Linked DNA regions of Homo sapiens: region 2 is linked to region 1. Evidence: read pairs that join two places in POLR2A ChIA-PET (ENCODE). Cell type or tissue: HepG2. All regions are shown on one strand.

Region 1 (5,000 bases):
GGACCACATACTGATTTGCCCCAAATGAATGGGTTACCTTTTCACATACTTCATCTCTGACTCCAGGTGAAGGTGGGAGAAGGCATTGCACTTCTCTGAGCCTCCATCTGTAGGCACTGCTTTTCCTGCCTGCTAAGAGTTTTGAGGGGCTTATTCAGCGAACATGACTGAGCACCTACTTTGATATTGTGACTTCCTGGGCCCTACTGAGGGGAGCTCACCCCAGCCCAGCAGGAATCCCAGAGTACAATAATGGCTGGATATTTAAGCACCACACATGTAGGTTGTATTGTTGTTAGTATTATCCTTGCTCATTCACAGTAAGAATTATGAACAATAGAGAGATCTAAACCAGCTTCTTATCCTTTCCTGGTTTCTGAGCCTGGTTGCAGGCTTATGTCTCACTATGCAGCCTCTCCCCAGCTCCTCTGTAACAGCACTTAACACTCTGGATTGAAATTGTCGATGGGTGTCTTCTTTTAGGCTGTAAGTTCTTGGGGGCAGGGACCATGTGTAATATATATGTTACTCTCCCTATCTTATCAAGGCCTCTCAGGGATTCTAGCTCAGACTAAGCAAATGTGTGCCTAACAAGCAAAAAGCCAGAATCAATGAGTTGATCTAACCTTTCTTGAGAACACTGTAGGAAGTTATTTCTTGAAGGTATAGGAATGAATAAGGCTCAGCCCTCCCAAGGAAATTCCATCCTTGCTCCTCTCACAGCCAGGCCAAGCACAGGAGCTTAATGCTGTGGGGGCTGTCATAGTGACATGTGTAGGGGGCTTCAGCAGGCAGGGAAGCACCTGACTCCATGTGCAGGGGTCAAGAAGAGGGAGAAGGAGTTGCAGCAATCAGAGTGGGCACCACGAAGAAAGCAGTGTGTGAACTGCCTGCAGCCTTTGACATGGGAATCCCAGCCTACTGGACTGGCTGTTTTAATGGCTTTCTCCCTTGCTTTCTTTTTCTTTTTTCTTTTTAAAAGTAAAGGCCAGAAGGGAGAGAACCTGGGGGAGCAAACCGTTAATGAGAGCAGCTGTCACTGACCGGCTTGTTCTCTGGTGCCTGGCCCTTTAATGTGAGGTGACAGTGGGGGATGGGTGTTTGCACTGAAGGGTAACCCTTTGCTGACTGTGCCCTTCTGAGCTTTGCTCTCAGCAGGAGGACAGCCCGCGGGGGCCTGCTGTTGTGGTTCCTTCTTGGCGCCACTGCCCTAATTGGAGTCCCCTGCACCCCCAGTTAAAAAAATTAAAAGGTTGGGGGATCCTTACTAGCCTTCCTCTCTTTTATATCCTAAAACATGGGCCATAAGCAATTAGACAGAGCGTTCGGGAGGACTATGGCTTATTTCCAAGAAGTGAAATGAAGGTTCTGACTTGTGTCCTGTTTGGCTCTCGCTGACTGTAGCACAGTATAGGAATTTGATCCTAGCGTTTACAAAGCACCTACTCTCTGCTGGTACCATTCTGATACTTTACCCATTGTCTTCCTTTTTTTTTTTTTTTTTTTTTGAGAGTCTCGCTCTCTCACCCAGGCTAGAGTGCAATGGCACGATCTCGGCTCACTGCAACCTCTGCCTCTCAGGTTGAAGATTCTTCCCCCTCAGCCTCCCAAGTAGCTGGGATTACAGGCACCCACCGTCATGCCTGGCTAATTTTTGTATTTCTGTAGAGATGGGGTTTCACTGTGTTGGCCAGGCTGGTCTTGAACTCCTGACCTCAGGTGATCCGCCCGCCTCAGCCTCCAAAAGTGCTGGGTTTACAGGTGTGAGCCACTGTGCCCAGCTGCCCACTGTCTTCTTTTAGTCACATTAAGCCATTGTACTACAGCCATTTTACAGAAGTAACTAGCTCAGAGAGGTAACTTAAGTCATCCAGGGTCAGAGAGCTAATAGACAGCTGCACCACGATTCTCATGGACTCAAAGCTATGCCCTCTGCACTCTGCAAGGAGAAGGGGTCCCTGAAGCTGAAGGCCCTGCAGTTAACCCGAAACAGAAGCTCCATAGTTAGCTGCTTAAAGAGTATCATTTAATTGTGTCACGGAGTCCTTCCTAACCCTTTGGGTGGATCCAGTTATTGCTTTGAGTTTGAAAGCCTGATTTACAATGTAAAGATGGTTTGGAAAGGGGTGATAAATCTCTTTCCCTGCCTTTTACTCACTCACCTGTGAACATGCAAGAACAGGGACTCAATCTTACCTATCATTTTTCTCCAAATGCCTGACACCCAGCCTTGTGCTCAGTGGGACCTCATGGTCCAGAATGGCTTGGAATCGCAGCACTGAGAGATTCATTTCATTGAAGCCATCTGAGAGGCCAGGACAGGGAAGTGCCTGGAAGCTGTGGCTACTGAGAATAAAAGTTTGGAAATGTTCAGCTGGGAGGAAAGAAGGTAGTGTCTTTTCCAGCCGTAAGCTCCCAGGATTCTGTTGTCCTGGGTTTGATTGTGAGGGAGACAGAAGCAAAGCTCAGGACCCTGGATTGAGGAGAGATGGGTAGATCTGTGAGGAGGTGTGGGGAACCAGAGACCATGTGATGAAGGCACCAGGTGCCTGGGAGAGGGAACTATGAGTAGGATGACAGGCATCTGCCTCATGGGTTTTGCAGCTTTATCAGGGTTGTGCAATGTAGCTGTCACGTGCCAAGCAGGAGTCTGTGACCTCTGCTCTGCTTGTGCCACATGACAGAACTCTTCCCCACGAATCAGGGCCGCTGTCCCAGGGAATGCCAGGAAGGAGCAAAGTTCTCTTCTTACTCACAACTATGGCTGTATTGAATGGTTTTTGAAACACAGAGACATCACCTGAGGTTAAGAGGATTGATAAAAAAGCAGCATGTATGGCACAAAGGCCACCACTTGAGGTGCCAAGAAACACAGAATCCATTTTCCAGTCTGCCAGATAACCTCCTGAGCCAAGCCTTTACGGACTCCCTGTTAATTGAGTTGTAATCTTCGCTGACATTTGCTGAGAGCCCAAGCACTCAGAGAGAAGGTAGCAAAGCTGGAGTTGACCCCAGACAGCCTGACACAGAGCTGGCACTCCAAGACCCAGGCTTTGGCAGGTCTCCTCTCATCTCTCCACCCCTTCACCTCCCGGCATGTCAAACATTTCAATATTTTCCAACACCTGAGTTTCTGTATTAGATACCTGTCCCCTTTGATGGAACACAGTTCCAGTGTCACCTCATCTCTGATGAAACCTTCTGTATTAGCTGCCTCTGGCTGCTGTAACAAATTACCACAAATTTAGTGGCTTAAAAGAATGCAAGTTTCTTTTCTTACAGTTCTGGAAGTTGGGAGTTGGAAAAGGGTCTCACTGAGCTAAAATCAAGGTGGAACACATTCCATCTAGAGGATCTAAGGGGAGATCTGTTTTCTTGCTTTTTCTAGCTTTCTGGAGCTACCTGAGTTCCTTGACTCATGGCCCCATTCTCCACTTTCAAAGCTAGCAGCATAGAATCTTCACTTCTCCCTCTCTCTCTCACACACACATATACTTTCTCTGGCCTTTGCATCCATTGTCACACCTTCTTCTGTGACTTTTGTCCTTTTGCCTCCCTCTTTTACAGATGCTGGGACCACCTTGATAACCCAGGATGATCTCTCCATCTCAAGATCTTAACTTAATCTCATTTTATCATGTAGCATCATTCATTGCTTCTGGGACTTAGGATGCGGGCATCTTTGGGGGACATTGTTCAGCTTTCCACAACTTCCCCAGTCCCTGGAGACAGTATTGTCTCACTTCCTTCCAGTCCCCCATGGCCTTTTGCACTTTCTTCCTACCATGGCTTTAGGCCTCATCTACTCATGGCCTGCTCATATGTCTGTCTCTTCAGCTAGATTGTGGGTGCCTTAATAGCAGAATCCATGGCTTAACCTTCTGATTATTTATTCTCGGTATGTAGTACAGCAGCTGACACAATAGGTGCTTCATCAGCATTGGGTAAATGGTGAATGATGAATTAGCTTGTGGCTTCAGGCCAGACACTTCCCTTCTGGGCCTAGTTTCCTCACCTGTGAATTGAAGCTGGAGGCCTTGTAGCTCCATGACCTTTGTGCACAGACATTCTATGGCACAGCTGACTTTGTAGTAACTGACTGAGGTACAGTGCATTAACCCTAGAATGCTGGTTCCATAACTGCAGAGCCTTAGGCAACAGGCATGACAGCCGAGAACTTTTACCTGGGTCTGTTGAGGGTAGATCCTGTCACAACAGGCAGACTTGTCTAGACAAAAATCACATGTCAAATGGAAGTCTGGTTTCCTCCTCCATTGCTTACTAATTGAATGCTTTCCAGAAAAGGAAGACAATGGAAGCCAGCACAGACAGAAAACCTATACAGTGTCATGAACTCAACACAAAGACACAAGCACTTAGGGTCGGATAGGCCTGCCTGCACACCTTCAGAGATCTGGACAGAGGTACACAGGACAAAGGAGAAGGCCACAGCCCAGATAGACCATGAGGTGCATGGGCAGACCCAATCGTACTCAGAACCACAGACACACATAAACAGACAGACGAATAAAAAAAAAACACAGGCTCATATTGGCTCTCCCAGCCCCCTCCCGCCTACACACTCACTAAGTTACCCCTACCAAAGATGTGAACTTTACAGTTGGACTCACACAGGGACTAGGACGAAGGAACAGACATCGGTTCATTTCCTGTCTGGTGACAACTTGCATATCTGGTCACCTCCTCCCTGACCCTCTAACAGATGGCAAATTAGGGGCCCCTGGGAGGGGTCAGGGGAGGGCCCGGCTGCCATTGCTGTGGGTTCAGCAGAGGAAGCAGCTGCTCATGGATTTCGTAAATACACAGCAGAGTCTTTCCTGGTTTTCCTCTTCCCGGGGGTGTGGCTCCGCTTGCCGTTGCTCTTTTGTGTGCTGCTATCTTCCTCCAGATGTAGGGAAGGGCGAGGGCGTTCTTTGTCTCTGCCCCAGTGAGGTGACCTTGGGAAAAGACACCAGCAAGAATGCCAGTGTGAAGAAGAG
Region 2 (5,000 bases), 94 kb after region 1:
AAGCAGATAACGAACAAGTAAACACAAATACATGAGATAATTTTATATTGCCATAAAGGGCATGAAGGAAATAAGTGAGTTGGGGGAGGAGGGATTACTCGGGATGAGGGAGGTGGAGGCCCCTGTGTGGAGATCACATCTGAATGGTACCTGACTGATGGGACCAAGTTCGCAATTGAAGGGGGTGGGCCTCTGAGTGGGAGGGGGCAGGGCTGTTCATTTATTTAATGTGTGTTTATAGGGGGAGTTTTTATTTTTGTTTGTTTTTTGTTGGTGGGGGGGATAGGGTCTCGCTTTGTCACCCAGGCTGGAATGCAGCGTTGTGATCAGGGCTTACTGCAGCCTCAACCTCCCAGGCTCTAGTGGTTTTCCCACCCCAGCCCCACTCAGTAGCTGGGACTACAGACACACATCACCTCACCTGGCTAATTTTTATTTTATTTTATTTTAATGGGGTCTTGCTATGTTGCTGGTCTCAAACTCCTAGCCTCAAGCAATCCTCCTTTCCCAGCCTCCCAAAGTGCTGGGATTATAGGCAAGAGCTGCTGAGCCAGGACTATGGAGGGATTTTTGATATGAGAGAAGTAGTGATAAATAAGACAATCAAGGTCCTTGCTGTCATGGACAGAGAAACAAAAGCAAACAAATGCAATCAGCCATTGATAAGCACTCTGCAGAGAATTAAGACAGAGGTTGGTCATGAGGTAGAGTAACTGGGTAATCAGTCCAAGGAAAGGGCAGTGCAAAGGCCCTAAGACACGAAGGAGGATGTGGGTTAGATAAACAAAGGAATGCAATGTTCTTTGGACCCACATGTGGATGTTTCTCATGGTCCACTGGTCACCCTGCTGGTCATACTTATTGCTGCCCAAATCACAGTGGCTCTGAGGCCCCTCCCATTTACTTGTGTGAATTCCAGGCTGTTTTGGAGGCTCTCCTTGCACCATCTCGTTTGCATCTCCTTGCAAACATCTTGTTGCAAACATCTCTTTGCAAACATCTTGTTGCAAACATCTCCTTGCAAACATCTTGTTTGCATCTCCTTGCACCATCTTGTTTGCATCTTGTTTACATCTTGCTTGCACCATCCTGTGCCCTGGGCATCACTCGGCCATGGCCCCCTCCTGGGTACCTGGAGCTCAGACACACTGCTAGACATAGCCTCAAGTTCAGACCCGCTGGCCCCTCCCTCATGGTGGTCTCCATGAGGACGCTGATGGGGAAGGTGGACAGCAAGGCCGATTCTAGCAAAATGCAGCTGATTGCAGAGAGGTGGCTCTGGAAGGTGATCAGGGACCCCAGTGGGATTCCCCGCCTTTGGGAGGCTGATAAGACACTGGAGAGAGACCTGGGTTTACTCCTTCAAGGAAAAAAAAATTAACATTGTCTGCTTTGTGCCAGATTGATGTCCAGCAGGGGCTGGCAACACCAGGGTCAATGAAAATCTAGCCCTCACCCTCCCCACTCATTGATCTTAGAGTTGAGTGAGACTTTAATACTAAGGTAGGGCATCTGGATGCAATTCCAGGAGCACCAACAGGCATCTGAATCACTCAGGAGACTTTCTGCAGCAAATTATAGCGAACCTAACTCACACTGGCTTGAACAATAAAAAGAGTTTATTGGTTCACCATCACCGAGAGGTTGAAAGGTGGGGAGGCTTCGGGTGTGGTGCAGTCAGGGCTTCAACTCCGGGTCTATGTGATTACCCTGGCCATGTCCTTCTTCTGTAGGTTAGCACCTTCCTTGGGCTGGTTTCTTCCAGGGTCACAGGATGGCTACCTGCAGACAGGGATGAGAGCAAGAGCATCACCCCCACAATCTCAGAATTCAATCTTGAGCATCTAGCTGATGGCCTTTTTCCACACCTGCCCAACGTCTGTGGCCAAGGAGATGCAAAGCCCTGCTAACCAATTCCTGTTGCAGAGCCAGTGGCACTACTGGGTCGACTCACCTCCTGAGCAGGAGGGAATTCTGCCTGAATCACTGGACAATGGTTGGAGGATGGACGTTGAGAAGTAGAAGTAATGTCTGTTACAATGGAAAGAGTGATATAACTGGATTTACATTGTTAAAGATCACTTTGGCTGGAGATAGTTTGGAGGAGCGCACAAGAGGAAGAAGGGAGAACAATTAGGAGCTCCCCCCAGGAGAGGTGATGGTGGCTGGGCCCAGGGGGAGGCAGGGGTGATGGAACAAAGGGGACAGACTAGAATCCTGCCTCTGATCCTTGGCAGCTGAGTGGCAGTGGCAAATCCCTTAGCTTCTCTTCACATCATTTTCCAAATCTGTAATATGGCTGTACAAATTCTTAGCCTTCAGGATTAAAGAAGATACATTAAACACGTGTAAAGAAGATACATTAAACACATTAAACACTACCTCAATAAGTGCATTTTATCATTGTTATTACCCAAACTCCTTAGCATGACGTTGGAGTCCCTTCGCATCTGGATCCACGTGACTCCAGGCGGCAGAGTTTCTGTGTTGGGCTGACAGTGCTCTTCCCGTCACAAGGTGGAAGCTTCCAAAAGGCAAAAACAATAACTCTACAGCCAGTTATGAAAGTTCTGTTTTGTCCCAGGGGATTTTGTACCTGGTCCCATCAGTCAGTGTCTACACTCTGAGCGGCACAGGGGGTGGTTTGTCGTGTTTTCAGTCCGCAAATATTGACAAAAGATTAAGGGTTGACTCAATGCACTTTGGTGAGTAAGAAAAAAACAGCTGGCTCAAATTTCCAGGCATTTATTTTCTCCTGAGTTGAGTTGCACTGTGGCTTTTGCCACTCCCCAGCTAGAGTCCTGAGCCCAGGAAAGCCCCTGCCTATCCCTGTCACTCCAAAATAATTTCACCAGAATCAGTGGGTTGAGTGTTTTTAGTACAGTCCATATAGTGCCTCAGCCTGCAAGGAAGATATGCATTCCTGGCAGAAAATGAGTCCATGCCAAATAGAGGGACCCTAAGCTAGGGATGTGTGTGTGTGTGTGTGTGTGTGTGTGGTGGGGGGCAGGGTGGGGGGCTGGTGGGAGCAGACCCATTGGGGGTATGGGGCAGTGGAGGGGGGATGGCACTACTTCAGTTTTTAGTTAGGTTTCAACTGGGATGATGGGAACCCATACGTTTGGGGATCAGATTGACCTGAGTTTTAATCTCATCCCTGCCATTCATTCATTGTGAGATTATTCATTCATTCAAAATAGGTCAGATATGGGATAAAAGCTTCAAAAGCTATTCCTAAGAAATGACTATCTAGTGATGGATACGGAGAAGTAGATTGTAACAGACTGTGATAAATGGGGAAAAAACAGAAGGTAGGAAGGACAGAGAGGGAGCACTGAATCCAGTGTTGCTTGGCGTGGTTGTGGTGGTCAGAAATCATGGGTTGCTTCCTGGAAGAAGCATCAAAGCATAGGGCTTCCTCCAGGAAGCACTGAGAAGGGAGAGGCATTAGCATGCAGAAGAGGTGTGCAGCAGGGATGGTGTTCCAGGCAGAAGTCTGTGGACAAACATGAGCATGGAGTGGAATGGGGTAGCGGGAGGCAGACCAGGCTGAAAGGGGAGCAGGGGCTGAACAATTAAGGCCATGAAAGCTGTTCTAAAGTTTCGACTTTATCAGAGGTCAAGGGAGAATCGTGGGAGGGTGTGAAGCAGAGGAAAGGCATGAGCACCACGCATTTTCAAGCATTTTTGGCTGCTTTGTGAAAAACAGACCAAAGCGGAATGAGGCAGGAAGTGGGGACAAAAGTCCAGAGGCTATCACATAGTACAGGTGAGAGATGGTAGCAGCTGGGTTGAAGGAAGGCTGTGGGGTTACGATAAACAGTCACCCGTGGAACTGGGGGATGTTTGTGATGTGGTCACAGGATCCTAGGGGAAGAACAGAATGTTATTAGGTGCCAGATGCTTCAATTGCCTCATGTTATTTCTAGTAACATCCCTGTGAGGTGGGCATGGACCTGACAGGGTGAGTGATGTGCCCACAGCTGGCAAGTGGTAGTGGCAGAACTCAACCCCAGGTCTGCCTATCCCCAGACCTGTGGTTTGTCACCACTGGATCATGCAGTTTTCCTAAGTCAAATGTAACAAGTTATTGCTTATCATATTTAAATTAAGACCCATAGAAGTTTTACCAATTCTGGAAAATTTAAATGGAGTGATAAATGCACTGAAGATAAAAGACTGAAGAAAGTTGTTGATTGATATCTTTGGAATGACCATCAGCATCCATCTCCTTCTGTGAAAACCCCAGCCACCATCCTCTCTGGGATTTTGAGGTCAGGTGTCATTATCACTAGGAAGTCTCCCTGGATTCCTACTTCCTCATCAACATTTATTTTATTTTATTAATTAAATTAATTAATTAATTTAGAGACAGAGTCTCCCTCTGTTGCCCAGGCTGGAGTGCATGGTGCAGTTTCAGCTCACTGCAGCCTCTGCCTCCCAGGTTCAAGCAATTCTCGTGCCTCAGCCTCCTGAGTAACTGGAACTACAGGTGCATGCCACCACACCCAGCTAATACATATATATATATATATATATATATATATATTTAGTAGAGATGGGGTTTGGCTGTGTTAGCCAGTCTGATCTCAAACTCGTGACCTCAGGTGATCTGCCCTCCTTGGCCTTCCAAAGTGCTGGGATTACAGGTGTGAGCCACCACATCCGGCCTCCCACCAAAATTTAGAGCACTCATTACCTTCTTATCATCGCCTCTTCACAGATCTGTTTTTCTTGCTGTCCTAGGAGCTTCTCGAGGGCACAGACTGTGTTTTCATCACTGTGGCATTCCCAATGCTTAGCGGGGTATAATACACAGTATTTGTTAAATATTGGATGAATGGATGAATGCAATCACGTTAGTGAAGGTGATACTAATAGAATCTGTTTGTTTTGGTTGAATGTGCAAGTGGAGATAAGGCTTAGTTGGTGTCCATTATCCCAAACATTTTACCTTTTGTTATGCCAAGTGTTGAGCCTTCTCTTGTTCTGTGAAATCA

Evidence for each region. ChIA-PET counts read pairs that join two places held together with the same protein. Peaks named below come from ENCODE experiments on the same cell type or tissue, not always from the same donor. Only the 100,000 strongest peaks of a DNase experiment are listed, where the experiment ranks them.
Region 2: POLR2A ChIA-PET joins it to region 1 with 19 read pairs; 2 of 35 experiments call an interaction of 5 or more read pairs at or near these places.

The regions. Positions count from the first base shown.
Region 1 is chr1:56,506,341-56,511,340 of GRCh38, reverse strand. All of the region lies in intron 5 of PLPP3 (phospholipid phosphatase 3), which reads left to right. Among named protein-coding and RNA genes, the nearest start is that of PLPP3, 71 kb to the left of the region's middle. RefSeq lists an enhancer at 656-1,386. In HepG2, no CTCF peak of the experiment used is centred here; DNase peaks (open chromatin) are centred at 1,100 and 2,690.
Region 2 is chr1:56,412,564-56,417,563 of GRCh38, reverse strand. It overlaps LINC01767 (long intergenic non-protein coding RNA 1767), which reads right to left and starts at 2,601. Exons shown (of 4, transcript NR_147163.1): 1 at 2,414-2,601; 2 at 2,222-2,316; 3 at 1,955-2,031; 4 at 1,598-1,782. All of the region lies in intron 1 of LOC124904185 (a long non-coding RNA gene), which reads left to right. In HepG2, a CTCF peak has its summit at 844; DNase peaks (open chromatin) are centred at 813, 2,633 and 3,673.